2 separate regions of the Mus musculus genome follow, and region 2 is linked to region 1. The links are chromatin contacts, found by Hi-C or POLR2A ChIA-PET in ENCODE. All regions are on one chromosome and are shown on one strand. Each heading gives the region's core, a stretch centred on a gene start or an enhancer-like site at or near the end of the contact. The rest is flanking DNA. Distances are from core to core; before and after follow the strand shown.

Region 1 (6,696 bases), core at 1,751-4,250:
TGAGGATAGATGTGGGCAGAGAAGGAAGATATTAACTGTAAGAAGTCTCTGAGCTCCTCTCTGGGCCAGTGAGGTAGCTCAGCGGGTGAAGGGGCTTGCCTCTAAGCCTGCAGATCTGAGATCAGTTCCTATCATTGGTGTGGTAGAAGGACAAACCTGACCTTTACAAGTTGTCCTCTGATCCCTACAAACATGATAACCGCAAATAAATGTACTAAATCATTATCATTCAATTACAATTATTATTTTATGTGTAACAGTTATAGAGTTTCTGTTATTATTATTATTATAGCAAACCCCTCACCCTTCATTTTAAGACATAAACTCTTACATAAATGGTGAAGCTACTTAATGCCTGAATAGACTGGATAGGCTGCAATATAAATAAAGAAAGTTTCTAATAAATTACTAGGGGTGCAGATGTCCAAGTTATACAGGGAGGTAGGAATAAGCACGGTGCACTTCTGACCTGTGAGAAGGACGACCTGATCCTACCCAGCTATCTTAGGAGCGTTGTGTGAAACAGGAGTACTCTAGGACAGGGCTCATGGCTCACAAGCACACGGCTCGAGAATTACCATGGAGTCCAGCTCAGCCAGTGACTTCTGAGTTTCACCATGCTGGATCCAGGGAGTGCTGTTGACTCTTGGGTCCTGGGCCATACTCTCCACTCCTGTGGGAGAGTGTGCCTACTGCTCAGGTCTGCAGTGTGCCTGGTGCTTTGTGTCACCAAGTGAGTCACCCATGTGGTTGGGAATGGTCCAAGGACTCCTGCTCTTTGCCTGCTGGGGCTGTTTGCCGGAGAGCACAATCCTTCCACATTAGTGGTGGTGTTTGCGTTTATGACTCGTCCTGACATTTAATGGAGTGGAGCTTCTGGGGTGGGGAGTGAGAGCTGGAAGCTCAGAAAATCAAACGCTGCTATGATGACACCAGATCTCAGTTACTGCAGATTTAAAAACAGCAGTGGACCTCATAGTGCCATTCTGTGGGGAAAATCACCCTCTGGGTCACCTGTCTGGAAGTTGGGTGGAAGAGAGAAGATGGGAGAGATGGCAGTCCCCAGAACCCTTTCTCGAGTTCTTCCTATGTTCACGCCACGACGTTTTATGTCACATATCTGACCTCTGACAGTTTGCAGGCTCATTCGTACCCATTGCCCTACCTGGGTCTTTTTTTTTTTAAGTTGTTTTTCTGATCCCCCCCCTTTTTAATTATTTTCTTTTGTTAACATACAAAGAAATGGGTTCCATTGTGATGTGTTTATACACAGGCCCTAATACTTTCTTATTCTCCTCTTGACTGCCCTCTAAGCCTCATACCACTTACTGCTCCTCCTTCCCCTCAAACAGTCCTTCCTTCTGCACCCAGTTCTGCCTTCTTTCCTCTCCGGCTGCTTTGACTGCACTTCATCCCGAGCTCCTCCCCTTTTTGATTTAGAAGTTTAGGTTATATGTGTCTATGTCCGTATAGGTAGGTATGTGCAGGAGTGCAGTGTCTCCAGAGGCCAGAGGGTGTTGGATCCCTAGTATCTGTAAGGAGCTAATGTGCTGGAAATTGACTCTAGTCCTCTGCAGGAGCAGGTCTTTCTTGTAACTGCGGAGCCATGTCTCCAGCCTCCATAGTGTCCTCTCTGCTTTCATGTCACACATATACATGCATATACAGATTTAAATCTAGATTCTGCATATGACAGAAAGCATGCTATACTTTCCCCAAGTGTGGCTTAGGTCACTTAACACAATGATTTCCAGTTCCATCCATTTTTCCTACAGCAATTTTCATTCTTTGCTAGCAAAATTCAATTGCTGGGGCCAGAAGATGGCTCAGCAGATAAAGACTTCAATAATCCTCAGACCCGGAGTTCATTCCCTACAACCTACCTGGTGGAAGGAACGAACCAACCTGCTCTCTGATCTCCACAGATACACTGTAGCACTTGCTCCCATACTCACCCACATACATGTAAATAAATAATTTTTAAAATCCCATACATGTATACATATAGAACGCATGTTCTTTAACCATGTATCTGTTGATTGCCATCTGGGTTAGTTCTTTATTTAGCTATTGTGAATAGTGCAGCAATAAACTTGGGTGTATTGGTGTCTTTGTGATGTGCTGACTTAGAATTCCTCCGGATTTATCAATTTGTATGTGTGCGCGTGCATGTGCTTGTGCACGCGAACTGCTTAAGACCCTCTATTCCTCACAGGCCACAAGATCTCAGGCAGGTGATCTCCCCTGAATGAAAGTAAGAAAGCTCACTGCAGGTGCCTGCACCAAGAAGTGGCTGCCCTGCAGTCTTTTCCTGGGCACCTGGGGCTGCCTGGGCTTTCTCCATCTCCTGGTGGGCACAAAGATGTTTGACCACAGACTCCACGTATCGGAGCAAAACCGAAATCACAGAAGCATGATGGACAGGAGACAGGGCAGGTCACACAGGTATGGAGACTAAGGACAGGAATGGTTAGCTTCTAAATGTCCACGCTGAGGACTTCCCGTGTGTCTGGCGTGAGTAGCCAGAAGACGGACTGTGACCACCTGCCATTGTCCCACTGGGCTCCCTTCCCACAGTGCGACCTCTCCGAAACTGTTCTTGGCATGACCGTGACCACAGTGGATGGCTCAGGACTGAGAAGCAAGGCCTGCCTCGGGCAGCTCTGGCCCTAATGGGCCAGCCCAGGTCTCTTAAGCACAGCCTCTCCAGTTCCAGAAAACTCATGGGTAGGCTCCACAGGGCTGGGCCCTAGGTCAGCCAAACTTTAGCACGAAAAAAATGAAAATTCTGGAGCCAGCCCTATGGCAATGATTAAGAGCTTGACGATGGTCAGCTCTGTGACCTGGACAGCATACTTTTTGTTTGAGGTGACCGAACGGGTGCAGTGCGAGCTACGGCCCCTTTAAGACAGCGAAACTCGAACTTTCTATCCCGGCTTCTCGGCAGCGCGCTTACGTCACAGCGTTCTCCGTGAAGGGGCGGGGCTGATGACTCACGCAGTCGGGCCTCCGCCCTTCCGGGCCGCGCGCACGTGAGCGCGCCGCTCCGCCTGTCTAATTTTAGCTCTGAGGTGTCAGGGTCGTGCGAGGTGAGGCGGCGGGGTCGCAACGGGCTCGGGTGGGGTCCTCACGTGACTCCGTGAGGCGGCATGCTCAGGTGGGGGTTCCCCTCAGGACTGGGGGGCCGGAGTCACGTGAGGTGAGGCGGGTCGTGATGGGTTTGGGTAAGGGTCCCCTCGCGACGAGGATGGGGTTGCATGAGGTGAGGCGGCAAGCCCTGGTCCTCTTGGTGAGCGGGGTCTTCAGGTCACGTGAAGTGACTGCACAAGGTCTCCACAGCTCGGACACGGGACCCCTCAGGAGTGGGTCGCCAGGTTCATCTGAGGTGAGGCGTTGTGTGGGGTGTCCTCTCCGGGTCACGTAGGTGCACCCGTGGGGTCAGTCGGCAGAGCCCGGGGCAGCTGAGCCCGACTGTGTGGACAGCCCTTGCACTGCAGGTCCAGAGCGATGTCAGTCAGAGAGGTGTGGCATCTGGGTCTGTGGGCCACACCTCTTTCAACCGAAGCAAGTTCTAGAAAGTCCCCTGGTGGGTGAAACTTATCAGAGTTCAAGTTTAGGTAGTGTTGGGTTGTAATGAAAACTTGTGAAGAGCGAGAGTAAACGTGGTGGCTGACCCTGCGACCAGCTGAGGAGACCCTGGCCCGGGGTCTTACTAAGGGGCTTCCGATCTCTGTATCTTCCCTGCTGAACTCAAGATGGTTTCCTGCATGTCTGTGAGGAGTGGAGGAGGACATGTCTGTCATCCAGAGTAACCGGGTCAAGGATGTGTGGTTAGATTGGAAAGGAAGACATCTGCTTGCATCAGCTCAACTTTGAAGACAGGGGGTGCACTGACCCCCACCCTCTCTCCCATCTCACATGAGGATGACCAGAGAGGGTTGGTGTTCGAGATTTGCCATAATGTGTGGGATCAGGAACCAGATAAAAGTTTAGTGTTGAAGAAATGAATGCCAGGCACCTTGTAAAATTGGCACCGCAGCCCTGTCATCAGAAAGTGAGCTGTTCTTTTGACACACAGAGTTGTTTGCCATGTCACAGTGACCTGCATTCTGTTAGTGAGGGAGCCTCAGGTTTCACATGGGTTGTCTCTGTATAAGCTGTAAAATGATAGCCTCTGGCCTTTATGGTATTGGGAAACTTGAAGTGTTTAATGATAAAAGTGGTTTCTAATGGTTGAGTGCTTCAGTTTCTTCTTTCCAACCCCCTATCCCCACTTTTTAAAAGAAAGGTTAATCGTGGAGAATGTGACAAGAATGAGAGAATCTGGTGTGTTCTTTCGTTTGCATTCCAAAAATAAATACAACCCTTCTGAGTTCATATGCAAACATGGATGTGCAAACATTTTAGAACTTTAGTCCCTGTAATTATCCACCTCTAACCAGTTTAAAGGACCTGAAGGTTGGGCTGGAAAGATGACTTAGCAGTTAAGAGCACTGGCTGCTCTTCCAGAGGACCACATGGCAACTCACAGCTGTCTGTAACCCCTGTTCCAGGGGACCAACTCCCTCATACATGCAGGCAAAACACAATGTACATAAAATAAAAATATTAGAAAAGACTTGAAGATTAAAATCCAGTATTGGCATTTTATATAGCAATAGCTGGCTCTTGACCAGTGTTTCAACCTTTCTAATGTCGTGACCCTTTAATACAGATTGTGGTGTTGTAACCCCCACCATAAAATTATTTTTGTTGGTCGTTCATAACTAATTTTGCTACTGGTATGATTCATGATGTAAATATATGATTTGCAAGATATCTAATATGCAACCCCTGGAAGGGTAGTTCAACCCCCAAAGGGGTCTTAACTCCCAGGTTGAGAACCACTGCTCTTGATCCTATTTTTTTTCTTTTTTTTAATTAGGTATTTTCTTCATTTACATTTCCAATGCTATCCCAAAAGTCCCCCATACCCTCCTCCCCACTCCCCTCCCCCCAACTTGATCCTATTTTTTATGCATGCTATTGAGAATTAAACCAAGGGCTTCATTGTATTCTACACTAAATTGTACCTTGAGCTGCCTTTTTATTATTTTATTATTTATCTCAGTTTTATTGTTGAGAAACTCTTTTACATTTAGGAGCTAAATGTGGTTTCCATCAAAACTGTAAGGTATTCAAGGGAGTTTAGAGGACACCAATCCTTCCATTCACTGTACAAGTAAGGAAACAGACTCAGGAGACAGATAGCTTGTTGGTAATCATGTGCCTAGTTACTACCAAAACCAGGTCTGTGCCCAGCTGCTCAGTGCTGTACTTATTTCCATGTGCTATGCTCTGATGGCCAGGTCATTGAGCCATGGAGAATGTACGTTCCTCATGACAGAGTTCAGATGCACAGCACTTGGTAGGCAGAGGTAGGAGCGTCTCTAACAACAAAATGAAAAGCACATTAGTCAAGTAAGGGCCTATTTAAATCTAATAGGATTTTTTTTTTCTGTTTCTCTTCTTTAAAAAAAATCTAATGATTCTATTTAGAAGTTTCACTCTGTGTTCTCAAATCATACATTAGGCAGTCTCTAAAATATAATCAGTGAGGAACAACTCAGCCAGAGCATATCTTAATCATCTTCTGTCACTCACCTTTATAAAACAGTTGTAGGCACATTATAATCCTTTTCAATAAAATGTTCAAGTGCATTATAGCATTTATATTGGAGCATAACTTCTCCATTTTTAGTCAGGTCTTCCTAGGTAGCCCAGGCTGGCCTCTTAACTAGTGATCCTCTTGCCCCAACCTCCAGAGTGTTAGAATTATAAGCCTGCGCAGAAAATTCGTTTTGAAATCTAATCTAGAGTGAAATGCTTTTCAGCTATTTATACTTGGAAATATGGGACAACTAGATAGTCTTTAGTGACAAAGATGGGAACAGAAAATTCCTAGCCAGAAAAAATGTCTCATACTTGTAATGTGGAGGTGGAGGCAGAAGGATCAGGGGTCAGGGTCATCCTCAGCTACATAGCCATTTTGAGAATAGACTGGGCTACATGAGGGCTCTGTGTGTGTGTGTGTGTGTGTGTGTGTGTGTGTGTGTGTGTATGTATGTAGGTATGTGTGTGTTTGTGTGTATGTGTGTGTGTATGTGTGTTTTAACGAGGATGGGAAGAGACTGGGGTAGTGGCTCAGTGAGTTAAAGGTGCTTGCCATGCAAACATGATGACCGACCAGCTCAATCTCAGATCCTTCTGTGGTGGGAGAGAACCAACTCTTCCAGGTTGCCCTCCAACCTTCATGTGCACTCACACAGAGTAATACTTTTTTAATGCTAAGCATGGATTATATAAGGAACCAAAACAAGAAAACATACCAAAAGTGGAACATAGGTCAAAGCCAATAGAGGAGTGAAGCAGAACAGAAAGAGTGATAACCACAGAAAACCCAAACCAGGGAATGACAGTAAAATTACAGAAGATGGAGATATTACAAATTCTTTATATAGTGAACCAGAAGAGCAAATAGGAAAACATTGCCCTCACTAGCTAGGAGAAGGGAAAGATACGCATTTACTAGCCAGTGAAGTTAGAATGAGAGGATGTCACACTGCTCCATGGTATGGTACAACTGAGCTGCCATATTCCAGAGGCCTCCCACCCAGCTTGGCATTTATTACTATGAGGAATTAGCTTTCAAAACCC
Region 2 (7,690 bases), core at 1,615-4,114, 45 kb after region 1:
CTGCCTCCCCCAAGCAAACAAAACATGTTCATGTAACCACGTCCATGGTAGAACAGGTCACTTAGGTCAAACTGAATCCATGTTCTGGGGCTCTGGCCACTCATATTTGGCTCATATTTGGAGAGATCTGTGCTGTGGGCCAACACCACAAGCTCCCTTTGGGGCCCTGTATGTGGAGAGACATGGGGTCACATCTGGCTGTGCCCAGAAGCACCCCGAGTCTTTACTGATGTCAGTTAACTGGCCCTGTGGTTAAACCCTGTGTGTTCCTTCCCGTGACCACTTTCTAGTCTGCTCACAGCACTTTCCCAAGCGCTTTGCACTGGGGCCTGGGCTGGCTTCTCAGAGAACAGTGTAGCAGTGTAGTTGGGAGGAGTTCCGGGAGGAACCGTTCCCTTGTTAGTTCTCCTAGCCCCTGCTGAAGCTCCAGAGCCCAGCCCTGTCTTTGCTCCCTTTTTCGGGTTCTGCCTTTCCATCACAGTGCCCTCTGACCCCTTTCTTCTCGGTTTAGCCCACGGACACCTGACCCTTCACTTCCATTCCTGCATTTCCAGGTCACAGCACCGCAACCTACTCCAGCTCACTTCCTCCCAGGCATCCGGTCAAGTCACAACCTGTAGCCTGTTCTTAAGGCGTAGACATGAACAAGTGGCTCCCAGTCCATCTCTGCATTCATAAATTGAAGAGGATGACATGTTCCCAAGAGAGCCCCCTGGGATCCTCAGGAGCCCTCCATCTTATGGCTCCCCAAAGGTAAGGCCACCCTGTAAAGATCCTCAACGCTGTGGGTTTGTTCTGGTAAAGTATAGCAGCAATTTGTTAACCATTCTGGCTCGCGGTGGGTTGCACACCTGCCCACCCAGGAGCTTTTAGGATTTGAAAATGAAAGACACATTTGTCAGTTAATTTTTGACGTGTCGTGACTAGCTCAAAGGCTGAGCACTCCTGAACCTTCCCCTGCTAGCACATATTTTCCTCCAGTACTGCTGACTTAATACCCTCCAATTCTATATTTTATCTTTGTTGCCCTCTCCTTCTGGGCAGCCCCCTAGTCTTTGCTGCCTAAGAGGCTTCTGGGGCTGCATTCTTTCTCACCTACATTTCGGATGATTTTCCTTCTGCAGCTCTAAATCTAATCCATCTCCCTCCGAATCATGGCGATTCTCCTTCTCCTTCCTCCCAGTTCCTAGCCTGTGCAGATCCAAAGGTCCCACCTCAGTTTACCTACCCAGCCATTGGCTGTTGGCTCTTTATTGGTTGATCAAAAGCCAATTGGGGACAAGAACCTTCAGCGGTTTGAACAGGCAGATTTCCATTTGGGGGGGCTGGACTAATTCAAAGCAATAGGACCAATCCCCAACAGTAAAGTGTCTTCCGGTCAGCTTCACGTCTACGTTCCCCTTTAGGGACCAGCCAGAAAGAATGGGCTGCTGTCTTCCACACTCCACCCTACTTCCTCCTCCTTGGAATGTCATCTCCAGGCCCTTGCTGGAGCTGCTTCCTCGTTCTAAATGTCATCTTGCTGTTTTCATGGATGTGAGCTCTCCCTCTCTGCTCAAAACATCACAGGATTCCAGCTCTCCTCAGTCACCTTTGCCCTTCTGAATTCTTGACATTCTCCTTGGCCACATTGCCCTGTGTCGTAATTCCAGGGTTGTAAATTAGAGTGTCACACACCAGCACAGAAACTGCAAATCTGTGCACAGAGCTCTGTGGCACAGCTACAGGGGGCAGCTTCCCGGCTGGCCCCTGTGCCTCTGTGTGAATGCAGCTGTGCCCCAGTGCTTAGCACTTGGGTCTTCCAGCCCCCACCTTCTTGGTGAATTCACCACATCTAGCTTTCTGTCAGCAGGAGCTACAGGGGCTGCTGTAGCCCGAGCCCCTCCAGAGCTCACTCACCCTCCACCACCTACTGGCTCCTACATCATAGGGATGTCTGAGACCATCTTCCTAGGTTGTAGGTTGAAGGCCAAATCCTTAGTCTTTCCTCCTACAGTCAAAGACAGCTGCGCTGTCATTGCTTAGGTCGCACACCTAGAGACACAGCTGACTTCTGTTTCTCTCATGCCGGCATCCCTTCAACCTGCAACGGATTTGGACACTTGCCCCTCTTGCCATTCTGCTGTGATTCACAGCCAGCCGTTGCCTGCTTTGTCCTGTTGTCCTTAATGTCTCCTTGCCTCCTTGTGTACTCCTGCTTCCTCTGTAATTCAAGGAGTTAACTCAGCAGCCCCACTCTTCTGGGAAGTCAGCGGCGGCCGCTCCTCAGCCCATAGCCTTCTTCTGATGGGATCATGCCCTAATTCTGAGTAGGAATTGGTGCCCTCACAATGGCCTGTGTAGCTCCTAACATAGTGGTGTCTGCTCACTGCAACCAGCTGCAGTGGCCTAAAGGACTCCAGGTGTACCCCACTTTCAGGCTTGGGCAATGGCTTCCTCTCTGCTTGGAACATGTTTCTAAGAACCTGCATGGCACAGGTGGACAGCACAGGTGCATGGCACAGGTGGACAGCACAGGTGCATGGCACAGGTGCACAGAACAGGTGGACAGCACAGGTGCATGGCACAGCTGCATCTGCATCTGTGGTATTATTCAGTAGGGTCTTCCTAGCATCTCCACCCTTTTTTTTTTTTGTCCTTTCTTTTTGTCTGTGACACTTAACCCAGATGAACATGCTATATACTTTTTATTATTGTCTTTCTGATAAAATGCGAGCTCCTGGGAGGGTGGGTTTTTATCTGACACATTGTGGGTGTGTAGTAACTGTTTGTAAGGGAAGGAATGAATAGGAGAGAATGGTTCGGACATGCCTGAGTCAGCTTTCCTGGAAGCAGGAGCATGCTTATCCATGTGTCAAACTGGACACCAGGGGATAGCCGGGAAAAGCATGCTTCATACCATGAGCTCAGCCTGCTGGTCCCCTGCCTGATGCTCAGGCCCAGCCCCAGGAAGAGCATCCCAAACAGCAGAGCACACTGATGTTGGACTCCTAGTGTCTCAGACAGTCTGCCTTGTAACCCTCTTGCTGCTCACAGTCGGAGTTACTACATTCTGACAGAATCTCCAGGCTCCTGAGTTATAAATTTAGAAAAGGGAATGAGGTGTGAGGAGTGGGTATTTTTAGCCTTGCTGGTTTGGTTCCTCAGCACATGTGCGTGTAGAAAGCTTTGTCTGTATTTAGTATTAAATCAGGAAGTAAGAGGACTGAGTGGTGGGTCAGCGTCTCTGGAGGTGGCTGCGTGAGCCGGTTGCCACACAGGGTTAGGCCAGAGCAAGTTCCCAGGAAATGTCTCTGCAGAGTCATCCAGGGCTCAGCAGTAAGAGCCTTAGACCCTCCCGTTCCCTTTCCTCCGTCTGCCAGAGGCGCCAATGAAAGTAGAAGGGCCCCTCTGGGCAGGTCGTGGGCAGTCAGACTCTCAGTGAGGGAAGGTGGGACTAAAAGCTCTCACACTGGTGACTGCCACACAAGCTCCCGGGGCGGGTGAGGGTGGGGGGCTGAGAGGAGGGACAGGATATGGAGCTGTCACATTAGGACAGTGATATGAGGTCTTCCTTCCCCTTTGGAAGTTGAAGGTGGAGAAGAAGAAAACTCAGGAGGGCAAGAGTCATATTTGCTTAGAAATGACAGCATGGTGTGGGTACTGCAGAGAGTGGTGGGAAGCAGCCTGGCTGGTAGTACATTCTAGGAGATGATCCCTGCTGTGGTTAGAACTAAAACCTCCACTGTAAAGTACTCTGAAAGAGCATGTGGAGCTGGGTCGTAAGAGCTTGGTCCTCATGAACAGATTAGCCCATCTGTGGGTTCACGTGTCTGTCAGCTTCCTTCCACCTATTTTTGTTCATGATTTAGTCAGGGTTGCTATCTTGCACAAACATCATGACCAAGAAGCAAGTTGGGAAGAAAAGGATTTATTCAGCTTACACATTCACATTGATGTTCATCACCAAAGGAAGTCAGAACTGGAACTCACACAGGGCAGGAACTTGGAGACAGGAGCTGATGCAGAGGCCATGGAGGGATGTTACTTACTGGCTTGCTTCCCCTGCCTTGCTCAGCTTGGTTTCTAATAGAAACCAGGACTACCAGCCCAGGGATGGCACCACCCACAAGGGGCCCTCCCACCCTTGATCACTAATTGAGAAAATGCCTTACAGCTGGATCTCATGGAGCCATTTCCTCAAGGGAGGCTCCTTTCTCTGTGTCAAGTTGACACAAAACCAGTCAGGACAGTGTCTGAGGCCCCGTTGCCTTCGGGCTGTGATGAGGCAGAGCATTAGGGGTGAGCATGGTGGGCTGGAGCAGCTCACCTCATAGCAGCTGAGAAGCAGAGACAGCGAGAAGGGCTGGGCTGCTACCAACCCCTTTGAGAGCATGCCCAGAGTGGCCAGGCAACCTCCCCATTAGGTCTCACCTCTTAAAGGGCTAAACCAATAGCACTGTGAGCTGGGGACCAAGCTTTTCAGATATGGGCTTTCATGGGACATTTATCTAAACCATAACAATGAATTCCCCCTTACAATAGGTCTGTTTAAAAGCCAGTTTGATGCTCTCTTGGATGCCCCATTTTACCATGCGATGCCCTATGCCTCCTAGAATGCTATAGAGCAATGGTTCTCAACCTGTGAGTTGTGACCCCTTCGGGGTCACCTAAGGTCATTGGAAAGCACAAGTAGTTACATTACAATTCATAACAGTAGTAAAACTTCAGTTATGAGGTAGCACCAGAAATGATTTTATGGCTGGGGGTCACTACTGTATCAAAGGGTGGCAGCGTTAGGAAGGTTGGGAATCCCTGCTCTAGTGAGGGCCTTACCAGCAATGAGAACCTCAGAAGATGGGGCAAGCCAACCGTGAGCTTCCCAGCCTTCAGAGCTGTGAGCTAAGCAAACTCTCTCCTTATAGAATACCAGACTCTGGTATTTTGTTGCAGCAACAGAAATCAGATGAACACAAGGCTCACAGGTGGGGTCGCCATAGAATGAGAGAAAAAGAGAAGTCTTGGCGGTGACTTCTGGGATTCAGGAGACCAACTCAGTAACTGGATACCCTCCCTGCAAATGGGTTTGTAAGATGGGGCGAACAGGGAAGGCAGACCCGCAGGTCAACAAGGTGTAATCTGTGAAGCGACTGACTCCACACACAGCTGTCGGAAGCCTGAGAAGTTGCAAAACAGGGCGGATTTTGTTTTGGTTTTCAAAATGATTTCAGACTACACTGGCTAGTTTCATGTCGACTTGACGTAAACTCAAGTCACCTGAGAGGAGGGAACCTAAATTGAGAAAAGATCAGGTTGTAGGAAAGCTTGCGGGGCATTTTCTTAACTGGTTACTGATGGAGTAGAGCCCAGCCCATTGTGAGTGGTGCCATCCCTGGGCTGGCGGTCCTGGGCTCTGTAAGAAAGCAGGCTGGGCAAGCCATTAGGAGCAAGTCAGTAAGCAGCACCCCCTCTCTAGTCTCTGCATCAGCTCCTGCCTCCAGGTTCCTGCTCTGTTTGAGTTCCAGTCCTGACTTCCTTCAGTGATGAACAGTGCTGTGGAAGTGTAAGCCGAATATACACTTTCCTCCCCAGCTTGCTTTTGGTCATAGTGTTTCCTCACAGCAATGATGGCCCTAACTAGGACACAGGCCTGGGCAAGTGTGGTATGAACAATTCCCAGATAGTTTTCTTCACTTTTTCCCAACACTGTACATGAGAGCGGTCACCAATACCAGGAAATTAACCAGAGCTACCAACTTACATCAGATGTTGTACATTGTACATACATCCCATTTCTGCCCCACTGGTGTCTGGGTCTGGCCTGGGAGCCCAGCAGGCATCACCAGGGCAATCGACCTCTATGTCTCTGTGGTCTCTGGACTGAGAGGACTCCACAAGTGCCATTTGATTGTAGAATAAATGTCCTTTTTGTTGCTGTATTGTTGCTGTTTTTGTTTGATTGCTTGGTTCATTAGTTTTGTTTGGTTTTGTTTTTGTTTTATCAAGGCAGGGTTGCTCTGTATGGCAGCCCTGGCTATCCTGCAACTCTCTCTGTAGACCACATTGGTCTTGAACTTGGAGTTCCGACTGCCTCTGCCTCTGAAGTGCTGGAAATAAAGGCATGTGTCACCACGGCCTGGATTTTTTTTTTTTTTTTTTTTAGAATGTCATTAGATTTGTGTTTGGCTGAAGTGACTGCCTACTTTGGACACTTTTGGCTGGAACATCATAGTTTATGTTGATCCATCCCAGATTCTCCAGGCAAGAGAATATGTGTCAGATTACCACTATGGCAACTGGTCACCTGGTGCAGGTGGTGTCCACCAAGCCTTTCCACTCCAAGGTCACCACCTTCCCTTGCTATATTAAGTGTCATGAGGAGACACTGACATTATGCAAACTTCCTCCTCATCGTATTTCCTCCCACAGATGTTCGTTTCCATTGATGCCTCTTACCTAAAATAATCATCGCTGTGCTTGTCAAGGGGTGGACCTGTGTTTCCACCATGTTCCTATAGACAGCAAGATCCTTTCTGTCTCATTCACTCATTCATTCACCCACACACTCACTAATTCACATACAGTGATCTCTGGTGTCTACAGGAAAGAGAGGTGTACCAGAGAGAATACTGAAGTCCCTGGAGCCTCCAAACTCCTCACATGAAATAGTTTGGCATTTGAATATAACCCACGTGTCCTACACTTCACAGCCTTTCTGTGGCACTTATTGTAGAGAGACTCTCTTGTGCACTGTGTGGAAGCATCATCTGTCAATAAAAAGCTGATGGCCAATCAGGTGAGGCAGGATTAGAAGGTGGGACATCCAGCAGAAAGACAGGAACTCTGGGATAGAGCAGGAGGTGGAGAGATTTGCCCCAACTCTGAGGAAGTCGGCCGTATGAATCTTGTGCCAGACATAGACTAGAATAAACAGATTATATAAGTTACAAGCTAGTTGCTGAACAAGCTAACACTTATGAGCTAGGCATATATTCATAAATAATTAAGTCTCAGAGTAATTGAACAAAGAGGTTGGGTTGAAAAGCTCACAGTTACAACTTATGCCTAATGCAGCATAAATGCTGTGTAAATAGTTGGTGAATATGTTGTTTAAAGAATGAAGCCTGTGCAGTACAGATGGGGTTCTGAAGTAGTTTTGGTGTGCAGCTGTGGGACCCACAGGTAGAGAGAGGCAGGTGCTGCTTATCTGTATCAGTGATGTGAAGTGTTTTATCTGGACCATTAGAATAATGTACTGGGATGTTTGTTGTGGTCACTCAAACTGTCTGATCCCTTCCCGTATTTATAGAGGCTCCAGTCCATGCCTGGCTTGCCCATTGCTTTAGGGCCATGAGCAGGGTCACAGTGTGGTAGGATTGGGTGGCAGGGCCCTGCCTGGAGTGGAAAAGAAAGAAGAGAAAGGAGCTGAGGTCCCAATACCCCACCCAAAGACATGCCCCCAGTGACAAGAAGACCTCTCTCTAGGCCCCACCTCTTAAAGGTTCTACAACCTTCCATGGGCACCGCTCTAGGGAGCAAGGCTTTACCACATTCTGGAGAAACTCATCCAAATGATGAATCAATTGACTAGTTTGTTCATCTATAACCTGAAGAAAACCTGAAGTGGATGGGCGAGGGCTTGTGTAGTGGCTCTACACCGTGTTCCCGTTCCCAGGCTCCTACTACCTTTCTGTACTGCCACACTTAGGAT

The links. A loop is a pair of places that touch in the nucleus more often than their neighbours do. ChIA-PET counts read pairs that join two places held with the same protein, here RNA polymerase II (POLR2A).
Region 2: a loop to region 1 is called in a map of heart, with 2.0 times the contacts of the local background. The contact joins the enhancer-like site here to the promoter of D730003I15Rik in region 1. A Hi-C loop is called at or near these places in 6 of 37 maps with a recorded cell type or tissue (adrenal gland, gastrocnemius, heart and 2 more). POLR2A ChIA-PET finds 5 or more read pairs at or near these places in 3 of 5 experiments (Patski and embryonic stem cell).

What each region holds. Positions count from the first base shown.
Region 1 is chr1:191,221,454-191,228,149 of GRCm38, forward strand. D730003I15Rik (RIKEN cDNA D730003I15 gene) reads left to right here and starts at 3,001. Exons shown (of 2, transcript NR_151547.1): 1 at 3,001-3,089; 2 at 3,756-4,234.
Region 2 is chr1:191,266,475-191,274,164 of GRCm38, forward strand. No RefSeq gene overlaps it. Among named protein-coding and RNA genes, the nearest start is that of D730003I15Rik, 46 kb to the left of the region's middle. Within about 2 kb of position 2,865, at least 1 of the 3 ENCODE cell types and tissues checked has a DNase peak (open chromatin) inside an H3K27ac peak, as active enhancers do; it is heart, where a contact is called at or near this core.